2 separate regions of the Homo sapiens genome follow, and region 2 is linked to region 1. The links are chromatin loops, found by intact Hi-C in ENCODE. Cell type or tissue: ovary. All regions are shown on one strand. Each heading gives the region's core, and the rest is flanking DNA. Links, peaks and the distances in the headings are about the cores only. Region 1 has its middle 43 kb from the start of LINC02185. Region 2 overlaps LOC105371093 (a long non-coding RNA gene).

Region 1 (5,386 bases), core at 223-5,222:
CTGGCTGAATTCAGATTCTAACCGCTGGGATGGATGACTCCCCTCTGGCTAGGGCTGGTCTAAATGCTCCCTCCATTGGCTCTGGCTGATTTCTCCCCCATGTTGCTTTCCACTGTGACAGGGCAGCACTGGGTTCCAATGCGAGGTCCTGCAATCACTGTGCTGTCCCACTCCCAGTGCACAGATTCTCTGTGCCACACAGCCACTGCTGGGGGAAGGAGGAAGGGTGGCATTGGCAATTCAAGACTGTCTTTCCTACCCTCTTCAGTGCTTCTTTCCTTAATGTAATGTTAAAACCAGGTACTGTGATTGCTCAGCTGATTTTTGGTTCTTCTGAAGATGCTGTTTTGTGTGAACAGTTATTCAATTTGGTGTTCCTGTGGGCAGGACAATTGGTGGAGGCTTCTGTTTGGCCATCTTCCTCTGCCTCCTCTCCTCCACAAGTTTTCAGTATTACTCAAAACAGTACTTTTATCAACATTCTTGTGCCTAGTCTTATGACTTATACAAGTGTGTGCAAACATTTCTCTTCAGTATGTACCTAGAAAGGAAATTACTGGGTTGGATGGTTTATGTATGTTCAACTTCAGGGTAGAGGGCCAAACTGTTTTCTGAAGTGCTTGCCCTTACACTCAGGTCAGTAATGTCTATGAGAACTGACAGATCCACATTCTCTCCCAACACTTGATATTATCAGACCTTTTAATTTTTGCTGATCAGTTGTGCATAATATAGTACCTCATTATGGTCCTGATTTGCATTTTCACCTTCAGTGCCAAGTATCTCTTTTACTGGATTGGCCACATGTCTCCTTTCTTTTTCTGAGCTGTATCTGTTTATGGTTTTTGCCCATTTTTTCTACAGCTGTTTGTGCTTTTCTTTTTTTTTCTTTCATTTCTCAGCTCCTAGAACTGATATGCTTTTCTTATTAAAAGGAGTACTGAATATGTTCTCAATGCTAATCCTTTGTTTATTTCTTTTCACTTTCTTTAAGGTATCTTTTGATGAACAAAAGTTCTTAATATAGCAAAATGTATCACTCTTTTATAATTAATCTTTTTTGTTTAAGATATCATTTGATAAATTGTTTAATAAGTCCATTCTACTATAATATCTAAAATATTTAACTGTATCTTATACTGTTTTTAAAGTTGATTTTATTTATTTATGATGTCATGGAAGAGCTAAAATTTTATCTTTTTCCATGTCTATCATACACCAAATTTCCACTTTATATACAGTCTATTCATGGGCTTAATTCTCTTCTATTGATGAATGTATTTCTCTCTGCACCAATACACTTACTACAGCTTTATTAATAATTCTGATGGCCAGGCGTGGTGGCTCACGCCTGTAATCCCAGAACTTTGGGAGGCCAAGGCTGGCGGATCATGAGGTCAGGAGATCAAGACCATCATGGCTAACACAGTGAAACCCCATCTCTACTAAAAAAAAAAACACACACACACACACAAAAAAATTAGCTGGGCACGGTGGCGGGCGCCTGTAGTCCCAGCTACTCGGGAGGCTGAGGCAGGAGAATGGCGTGAACCCGGCAGGTGGAGCTTGCAGTGAGCCAAGACAGCGCCACTGCAGTCCGGCCTGGGCAAAAGAGTGAGACTCTGTCTCAAAATAATAATAATAATAATAATAATTCTGATATGTGGTAGGGCCAGACCTGTCTCTACTCTTTCTCTTCAGAAGTGTCCTACTAATTCTTGGCCCTTTACTGTTCCAAATAAATTTTAGAATTATCTTATCAAGTTCCATAAAATCTCTGTTGGGATTTTAACTGCAATTATCTTTAAAGCTCAATCTAGGGAGCATTGACCTATTCCCAATATTTATCCATGAACATATTTCTCTCCATTTATTTAACCTTCTTTACTATCTCTTAATAAAGTTTTATAATTTTCCATGTAGGGATTAGAGATTTCTTTTATTAGATTTATTCTAAGATATTTTATATTCTCTAGTACCATTGAAAATTATTCTCTTTAATTATATCTTCTACTCTGCTGTTGGTGTAGTAAATGCAATGGAATTTTTCACTTTAATGTCACAAGGAGCCTAGTTAAATCTCATTTATAATGCCTTAACTGTGGCTTCTTTTGGCTTTTCTGTATGATTATCCTGTTACCTGAAAGTTATGACTGTTTTATTTCTTCCCTTCCAATTCCTATGCCTCTAATTTCTTTTTCTTGTCTTATTACACTGTAGAACTTCCAATACAATGTTGGGTAGATGGGATGACAGTAAACACCCTTGTCTGTTTTCTGATTTATAAAAGAATATTTCCAATCTTTTTGGATCTGGGATTCCCATCCTAGCTTTCCATATTCCTCATAACTTATAACCTCGTGTTTCTTTTATTTCTTTCTATATTTTGCTTGTTTAAAGATAATTTTTAATTAGAGCTTATTTATTTAAATTTAAATAAATTAGAAACTATTCTGAAAATATTTATAAATTATACATAATTTAAAAATATAAGCAGTTACAATCATAGTAGTAATGTCAAACAAATGATACTAAATCAACTTTTATTTGCTCCTCATCATTTTCTCCCTAATATGTAGGGCAGTTTGATAAGATGCTTTGGGTTAGGTTACCAGAATAGTCCCAGGGTTACACAACATTAGAGCTAGAAGAAGCTTTAGAGATAACGTTGAGGAACCTAAAGCCTATTCATTCAACAAATATTAACCAAGAACCAACTTTGTGCTAGGTATTGTATTAGACCCTAACAATATGGTACAGAGTAAGTCAGACAAGATCTAAGCTTTCCTAGAGTTACTTTCTCATCAGGGGAGAGAACAAGGAGACAAGCAGGATTGTTTGTACAGATTGTTTTAAGCACAGTGAAGAAAATAGGATGATGTAAAAGAGAAAGAAAAACTGCAAAAGCCATTTTCCTCAGGCCTCTTTTATTCTTGTTTGCCTTCCTGAAAGTGATGCTGAATAATACAGCAGCCTACAACCAGTCCACCCTTCCATTTTGAGAAACCAAGTTGCGGGTGGCGGGGGCACAGGGAACAGACACCTCACACAACTGGTTAAGTCACTGTCTGGGTATGTCTGCCAAAGCCGGCAGCCCAGACCCCACACCAAAGCTACAGGAACATGAGGGATAAGAGCTGACGTTCTCTGTCTGAAAACGCAAGGGTGGATAAGCTCTGTGATCCGGTGGCATCTGGCACAACCTCACTGATCACCTCCTCTGCACCAGAATCTTATGCTGGGTGCCAGGGCTACCCAAGATGAAACAGTTAATGGTCCCGCCCTCAGTACCATGGGGAACATACTGATGCTTTCAAAGCAACATGGACATACCATGATCAGAGTTCACTGAGAAGAGAGAGGGGATTATCTAAGTCTTGGGAGTCAGGGGAGGCTCCCTGGAAGAAGCAGTGCCTAATGTAACAGTTTATACTGCCATCAACAGCAGAGAGCCAGAGAGCTGGTGGGGAGCTAGAGAGTTAGCTCTGAGGTTAAGAATACAAACTCTGGGCTCACACAGCCTAAGTTAGTATCTTTTTGTTTTTTTGAGACGGAGTTTCGCTCTTTCATCCAGGCTGGAGTGCAGTGGCACGATCTCGGCTCACTGCAACCTCCACCTTCCGGTTTCAAGCAATTCTCCTGCCTCAGCCTCCTGAGTAGCTGGGATTACAGGCCCGCACCACCACTCCCGGCAAATTTTTGTATTTTTAGTAGGGATGAGGTTTCACCATGTTGGCCAGGCTGGTCTCGAACTCCTGACCTCGTGATCTGCCCGCCTAAGCCTCCCAAAGTGTTGGGATTACAGGCATGAGCCACCACGCCCAGCCCAGTTCGTATCTTAAATTCCCCACCCAACCAAAGCATGTGTGTTGTCATTTGTAAAATGGGAATAGTAGTACAGAGAACCTAAGTTTATTAGGAAAACAAAATAAAATGATCTGTGTAGAGCACTTACTTAGTTCTTGGTGAATTCATCGCCTGATCAACTCACAGAAAATCAATGTGCAGAAATCCAGTTTGCCAAATGACCTATATACTGAATTTGCCAAAGTTACTGAGTAGCTTTCACTGGGATATTCAAGTTGGTTTCTGACTGTGAGATATACTTTCCTGGGCACTAATTAAAAACAATTGATAATGCAATCGTTGGCAAATGGATCTTATAAAATGATACTTTTAAAAATGTGACAAAGTCGGAATAAGCCTAAAATGAAGGGTTTTTTCATATGAAGTGCTGTATTTACCAAGCAAAATTTTAGCCTTTCATGTCAGATTTTCTTCAGTTTCTTCTAAATTCTTTTGTGATACTTTTGAATGTCTTTTTCTATCCTTCAAACTATAAACATTTATAATAATCTTTTGCCAGTTCCTTTAATGACATATCAGGCTTAAATTTAAATGCATCAAATTTAAAATTGAATTTAGTTGGAATTCAGTGTTAAACATGTTAAATTTTAATGCAAAATGTCCCAAAGAAATCTGAAATTGTAAATTTAAAACCATACTAAAAATATCAGGACTAACTGAAATAACCCTTTCCTGAAAAATGCTGAAATTCTGGTTTCTAACAAGGATAATTTGGAATACATGAGTGAGAGAAAATTAATTTCATCGGAATGAATTATTATAATGAATCATATTATTAGTACTTTATATCTGACATGCATTAACCATAAATAGGAATTTTAAAAGAAGCAATCAATAAAATCAACTTAAAAGCCTCTTAAGTTGCATAAACACCAAATGAGTGAACAAAGATCATGATCAGAACATTAAATTAGCAATTACTAGCTGGAGGTGATGGCTCATGCCTGTAATCCCAGCACTTTGGGAGGCCAGGGCAGGTGGATCCCTTGAGACCAGGAGTTCGAGACCAGCCTGGCCAACATGGCAAAATCCTGTCTTGACTAAAAATACAAGAAAATTAGCTGGGCGTGGTGGCACATGCCTGAAATCCCAGCTACTCAGGAGGCTGAGGCACGGGAGAATCACTTGAACCTGCCGGGTGGAGGTTGCAGTGAGCCAAGATCACACCACTGCACTCCAGCCTGGGTGACAGAGTGAGACTTTGTCTCAAAAAAAAAAAAAAAGCAATTATTTTTAAAAATCAATGTAAACCATTTTACAATGTAGATAATGAGTATGCAGACATTTGCTGTAAAATTTTTCAGTATGTCTAAAAATTGTAAATATGTTGGAGGAAAAAAGTTAACGTAAATCAAAAATTTTCTACAAGAAAGGCTAAAAATATATTCTTACTACCAATAACCAAAACTCAAAATTTCCTGTAAAGTTGTTAAACTTTCTAGTGAAAGCTATTAAAACTTTTGGCTTTAGAGAATAGGCAAACTGGGTAATTTTGGCCAACGGTTCATTCTGGAAAACT
Region 2 (5,386 bases), core at 153-5,152, 65 kb before region 1:
AGCATAACCCAAAACAACATATTATGCTGTGTTTACCTAGCACTGTATATAACAGAAGTTTTAAAAGAATAACAAGACCCTGAGGAAAATGCGAGAGATAAGTCATTTATCCAGATTCTCTGAGAATGCCCAGAAAGAAAGCAGCTTTAAAGGCAATCTGGTCAGTAATAAAGGGCACTGGGGGATATCTGATTGTTTTCCATCCTAGTGTTATGAGATTTTAATTTAAATCATCAACAAAGAATTCAACCTAGCATCCCAGTAGGGGTCAAACGGAGGCAAATGCAAGATAATTTCAGTTTTTTAAAAAATTAAAAATTGAAAAGCAGGAATTGTTTTCTTTTCAGACTGATATTTATCAAAATCAGATGTTAAGTTTGCTCAAGTCAAACACATCTTGATGCTGCCGTTGGCTGGAGCAGACCAAGTGATGCTGCAGTAATAAGCAATGCAAAAATCTCGGGAGCTTTACATAGGTTTATTCCTTCCTCCCACAAAGACCTCTGTGAGTCTGGGCAGTTTTCTGGGGAAGCTGCCCTCCGTGCCATGGTTGCTTCCATCTGTGGCACCTCCATTTCAACAGATGCTTCACTATGGATGGAGGGAGAAAAAAAAGAAAACATCACAGAGACTCACATGCTGGCCCTTAAATGCTTCCACCTCTGAGTGACATAATGCTTGTACTCCCATCCTATTGGCCAGAATAGTCACATGGTTTTGTCAACTGCGGGGAGCTGGAAAATGTAGGCTTTTAGGTGGCCCGGAAGAGGGGGATGATGGGAAATAGTGACAACCACAATGGGATACCATCCATAGATGCCATCAGGAGGGATGAAAGGACAACATAATCCTTGCAAACCAGGGAGAAAAACGTAGAGAGGAATCAGGGATGCAAACAAGTGAAGGAGAGGAGGCTGAATTCAGCTGCTGCTCAGTTCAGTGGTTCCTCAAAAGGCACCCAGGTACCCAATGCCTGCTCATGATACTGTTCACTGCCCTGTGGTGCGAGGGGAAAATGAAACAGGAAGTGGTCATTAGAAAGCTAAGTTGACAGTATAGCCAGGCATGGCGGGGTATACCTCTAATCCCAGATACTCGGGAGGCTGCGGTGGGAAGATCATTTGAGGCCAGCAATTTGAGACCAGCCTGGACAACATAGTGAGATCCTGTAAGAAAGAAGAGAAAAAAAGGAAGGGAGAGAGAGAGAGAGAGGGAGAGAGAGAGAGAGAGAGAGAGAGAGAGAGAGAGAGAGAGAAAGAAAAAGAAAATAGATAGAGGTTGACATATTACCCTTTATTATTGTTAAGCTGAAAATAACAAATAACCTTCCTACATTTTTTTGGTATTAGAACGTCATTTCTTTTATGAAGTGATGATGATCATGGTTAGTAGTTGTTTATCTAATGTCCTACCTTGGCAAAATAAGAATTTGGCAGCCACCCATAGTTGTATCCATTGTTTTAAGTTACTGTCTCAGTCTATAAACTCAAATTCTGGGAGCCACTGACCTAGTTAATGGTTTTGCCTAGAGCTTGCTTTAATTGTATAAGGAAATTTACTTTTTTGAGCAGCCATGCAGTGATGCTCAGCATATTTCCTCATTCATTCCTTACAACAACGAGGAGGAAGGTATTATTATTCCACATTTACAGATAAGGCAACAGAGACTCAGAAGACACTGCTCCTGGTTATAATGTCTCCATTGTTCCACTTTTCAGTGGTTTCCTGTATGAAACTCGTGATTCTAAATGAACCTACTGATTTCCCATCCCAAACCTGTTCTCCAGCCTCCAGCTCATGTCCAACCCCTCACTAGCCTTCCTCATCCCCACCAAAGGCACCACCAACCACATGGTTGCTTTAGTCGAAAACCTAGGAGTCATTCTTAATGCTTCCTTTCCTCCCCTCCTCCTCTCACATCCCATCTATCAAGAAATCTGTCTACTGTTCTCCCAGATATATCTCAGGTCCATTCCCTTCTCATCCCTCCATAGCATTGCCTTTTTCAAGTCTACCATCATCTGTCAGCTGAATCATATATCAGCTTCCTGTCTGGTCCCCTTGGATCTATTTTTTGTCCCATCTAACTCATTCTCCACCAATAGTCAGACTGACCCTTCTACAATTATTTCTTTTTAATAAGATAGACACAGGGTCTTGCAATGTTGCCCAGCTGGTCTTGAACTTCTGGCCTCAAGCAGTCCTCCCATCTCAGCTTCCCAAAGAACGGGGATTAGAGGCATGAGCCATTATGCCTGGGCAACCTTCCTATAATTAAATTAGATCATGGAGTGCTCCTCCTTAAAACTTTCCGTGACTTTCCATTGTGCTTAGAAGTCAGCCCAGACTCTAGGATGGCCTCATAGGCTCCCATGACCTGGATCTTACCCTCCTCTCCAACGCCATGTCATCCTACATCTCCCAGGCACACTGACCTTCCATCTGTGCCTAGAGCATGCCAAGCTTTCCACGTCCTTTGCACAGTTGTTCTCCATGACTAGGAGGCTTGTCCTCCTCCTCCTCATATGACTGGCTGCTTCTTCAGACTTTACCTCACCTGTTAGTGTGCAGCAACTCCTGTCCCCATTATTCTCATGTTGGTCCATGGTTACTTCTTAGCATTCATGACCATCTATAATAATTTTGTGTATTTATTTACCTGTTGTCTTCTTCTCTTGATAGTAAATTTTAGGAGACTGGGGCCACATCATTTTGTTCATCTTTGAATACTCAGTGCTTACAGCAGTGCCTGGCATACATCAGGGGCTCAAAAATATCCACCGGGACTTCCACTTCCAGCCAAGATGGAGGAACGGGGGCCAGATTTACCCTCACACCTGAAACAACAAAAATACCGGCAAAGTGTGTGAAATGGCAGTTTCAAGGCAGTAGACTTCAGGCAATGAAGGACAGGGGTCTCAGGGTGGAAAACAAATAAGGTGAGCCCAAACTGTGATTGCTCCAGCTTTCTAACTAGAGTTTCCAGGGACGGAATGCCCAGGAGATGCCCTGTGTCAAGGAGATGGATCTGCAAATTAGGGAAGACCAAGGCAGAAAACAGTCCTGTAGGAAAGAGCGTGGCCTGAGAGAGAAGGTTGGAGTGGTTCCCTGGGAAATCAGCTGTGGACTGATGGATGCGTGCATATTAGGGTTAGCTCAAGGCCAGGGAAGAACCAGGCTGAAGAATTAGTGGGACCAGTGTCAGGCACTCATACGGGGAGAGGTTACAAGGGCACGAGGACACGTTTGGAGGGTATTGCCTACATTCATGAGTTTTGGTGATGGTTTCAAAATGTACACATATGTCAAAACTTACCAAATTGTACACTTTAAATAAAAATAGTAAAATATTAGTATTTTAATATTATTATTTAAAATGTTTTTTAAAATCCGCTTATTAATGAACATGGCAATAGTAAACTGCAGAGCCTGATTTAAGAACACGAATGCAACCCCAGCACATTGGAATTTTAACAAATTTTATTTTATTTTATTTTATTTCATTTTATTTTTGAGATGGAGTCTGGCTCTGTCACCCACGCTGGAGTGCAGTGGCACAATCTCGGCTCACTGCAACCTATGCCTCCCAGGTTCAAACGATTCTTCTGCCTCACCCTCCCAAGTAACCAGGACTACAGGTACCCATGACCATGTCCAGCTAATTTTTTTGTATTTTTAGTAAAGACGGGGTTTCATCATCTTGACCAGGCTGGTCTTGAACTCCTGGCCTCAAGTGATCTGCCTGCCCTGGCCTCCCAAAGTTCTGGGATTACAGGCATGAGCCAACACTCCCAGCCCACAAATTGTATCTTAAAGTATGCATAAAGGTAACAATACTTGCAAATGTTCAATGGATTGGACTTTATCAAGGACAGATTTTGGAGGGGAAAAAAGACAAATTGTTCAACAGAAACAGGGCTGGAGTAGAAGTGGGAAGCAGATTGGTCACAAAATTAATAGCAATGAGTGAGTACCCGGCAAAATACCCAGGAAAGGCTGCCAATAGGCAAGACTAGAAGTATGGAAGTCTGCCACCAGAGGTTTCATTTACCCACAGAAGAGTGAGCAGAGCAAAAGCCTGTTCTTGGGAGTAAAAGAAATAGTGGCTGACTGTCTAAATGCCTCCATCCAATCAGCTTGTGTCTGGCTGGCAAGTACATGCCCTTCTTTCTGGATAATGCACGGGCTTCTCAGCCAAGGAAATGTCATTGTGCAGAATCGAGCCACCTGGCAGTGCCACAACCACCAGTACAAAAGTCCAGGGCTTTCACATTCTTCTTAAGTGAGGAATCATTGGGGTTTTGCCATTCAAATGTTTTTGCAGAACTGTTGACTCTGCTTATCTGTACTTTCAGCCATAGTCAGAACGGATTGTAACACACCATGCTCAGAAACTGAAAACTCTTGTCAAGGCATAAAAGATTTTCAAAGCCCAACAGTTTATACATTCTTTTCAAATACACATAAAATATGTACCCACAAAAAGCCCGTGTGTTTAAGCCACAAAGGAAGCCTTAATAAATTTCATAAAAATTGATCTCATATTGATTACAGTGTAATAAAATTATAAATCTACCAAAAAACAATATTATCTAGCCTCCATACATTTAGAAACCTAAAAACACCATCTGGGCTTGGTGGCTCATGCCTGTGATCCCAGCACTTTGGGAGGCTGAGGCGGGTGGATCACTTGAGGTCAGGAGTTCAAGACCAGCCTGGGCAACACGGTAAAACCCCATCTGTACTAAAAATACAAAAATTATCTGGGGTAGTGGTGCACGCCTGTAATCCCAGCTGCTCAGGAGGTTGAGGCAGGTAAAAATTGCTTGAACCCAGGAGGCAGACGTTGCTCTGTCATCCAGGCTGGAGTGCAGTGGCGCAAACTCAGGAGCCGAAATCGTGCCACTGCACTCCAGCCTGGGTGACAGAGCAAGACTTCGTCTAAAAAAAAAAAAAAAAAAAAAAAAGACCTAAAAATGCTCTTTTTATTTAATGGGTTAAACAAGAAATCAAAGTAGCAACTACAAAATATTTAGAACCAAATGACAGTGAAAGCACTGTGTGTGATATAGACAAAGTGGTATTTGGACGGATGTTTATAACCACATACCTTAATATACTAGAATTGCATATTTAAAAATTGAGAAAAGAGTGAACTAAACATTCACCTGAAGAGCTTAGAAAAAGAACAACAAAATAGAGCCAAAGATCACTGAAAAAAAAATAAAAATAGAAATTAAATATAAAAAGTGCTAGAATTGACCTACAAAGACACAAGCTGGGTCTTTGAAAAGATACATAAAATAGACAACTCTCAGCAATTTTGATTCAGAAAAACAAAGAAGTGACAAGTAAACAATATTAGCAATGTAAAGGATGACATACC

Evidence for each region. A loop is a pair of places that touch in the nucleus more often than their neighbours do. Peaks named below come from ENCODE experiments on the same cell type or tissue, not always from the same donor. Only the 100,000 strongest peaks of a DNase experiment are listed, where the experiment ranks them.
Region 2: a loop joins it to region 1, with 16 times the contacts of the local background. A loop is called at or near these places in 1 of 110 quality-filtered maps.

The regions. Positions count from the first base shown.
Region 1 is chr16:13,970,438-13,975,823 of GRCh38, forward strand. No RefSeq gene overlaps it. Among named protein-coding and RNA genes, the nearest start is that of LINC02185, 43 kb to the right of the region's middle. In ovary, for the core only: no CTCF peak of the experiment used is centred there; no DNase peak of the experiment used is centred there.
Region 2 is chr16:13,905,892-13,911,277 of GRCh38, forward strand. LOC105371093 (a long non-coding RNA gene) reads right to left here. Exons shown (of 4, transcript XR_007065000.1): 2 at 2,660-2,837. Among named protein-coding and RNA genes, the nearest start is that of ERCC4, 12 kb to the right of the region's middle. In ovary, for the core only: no CTCF peak of the experiment used is centred there; no DNase peak of the experiment used is centred there; H3K4me3 peaks cover 463 bases; H3K27ac peaks cover 355 bases.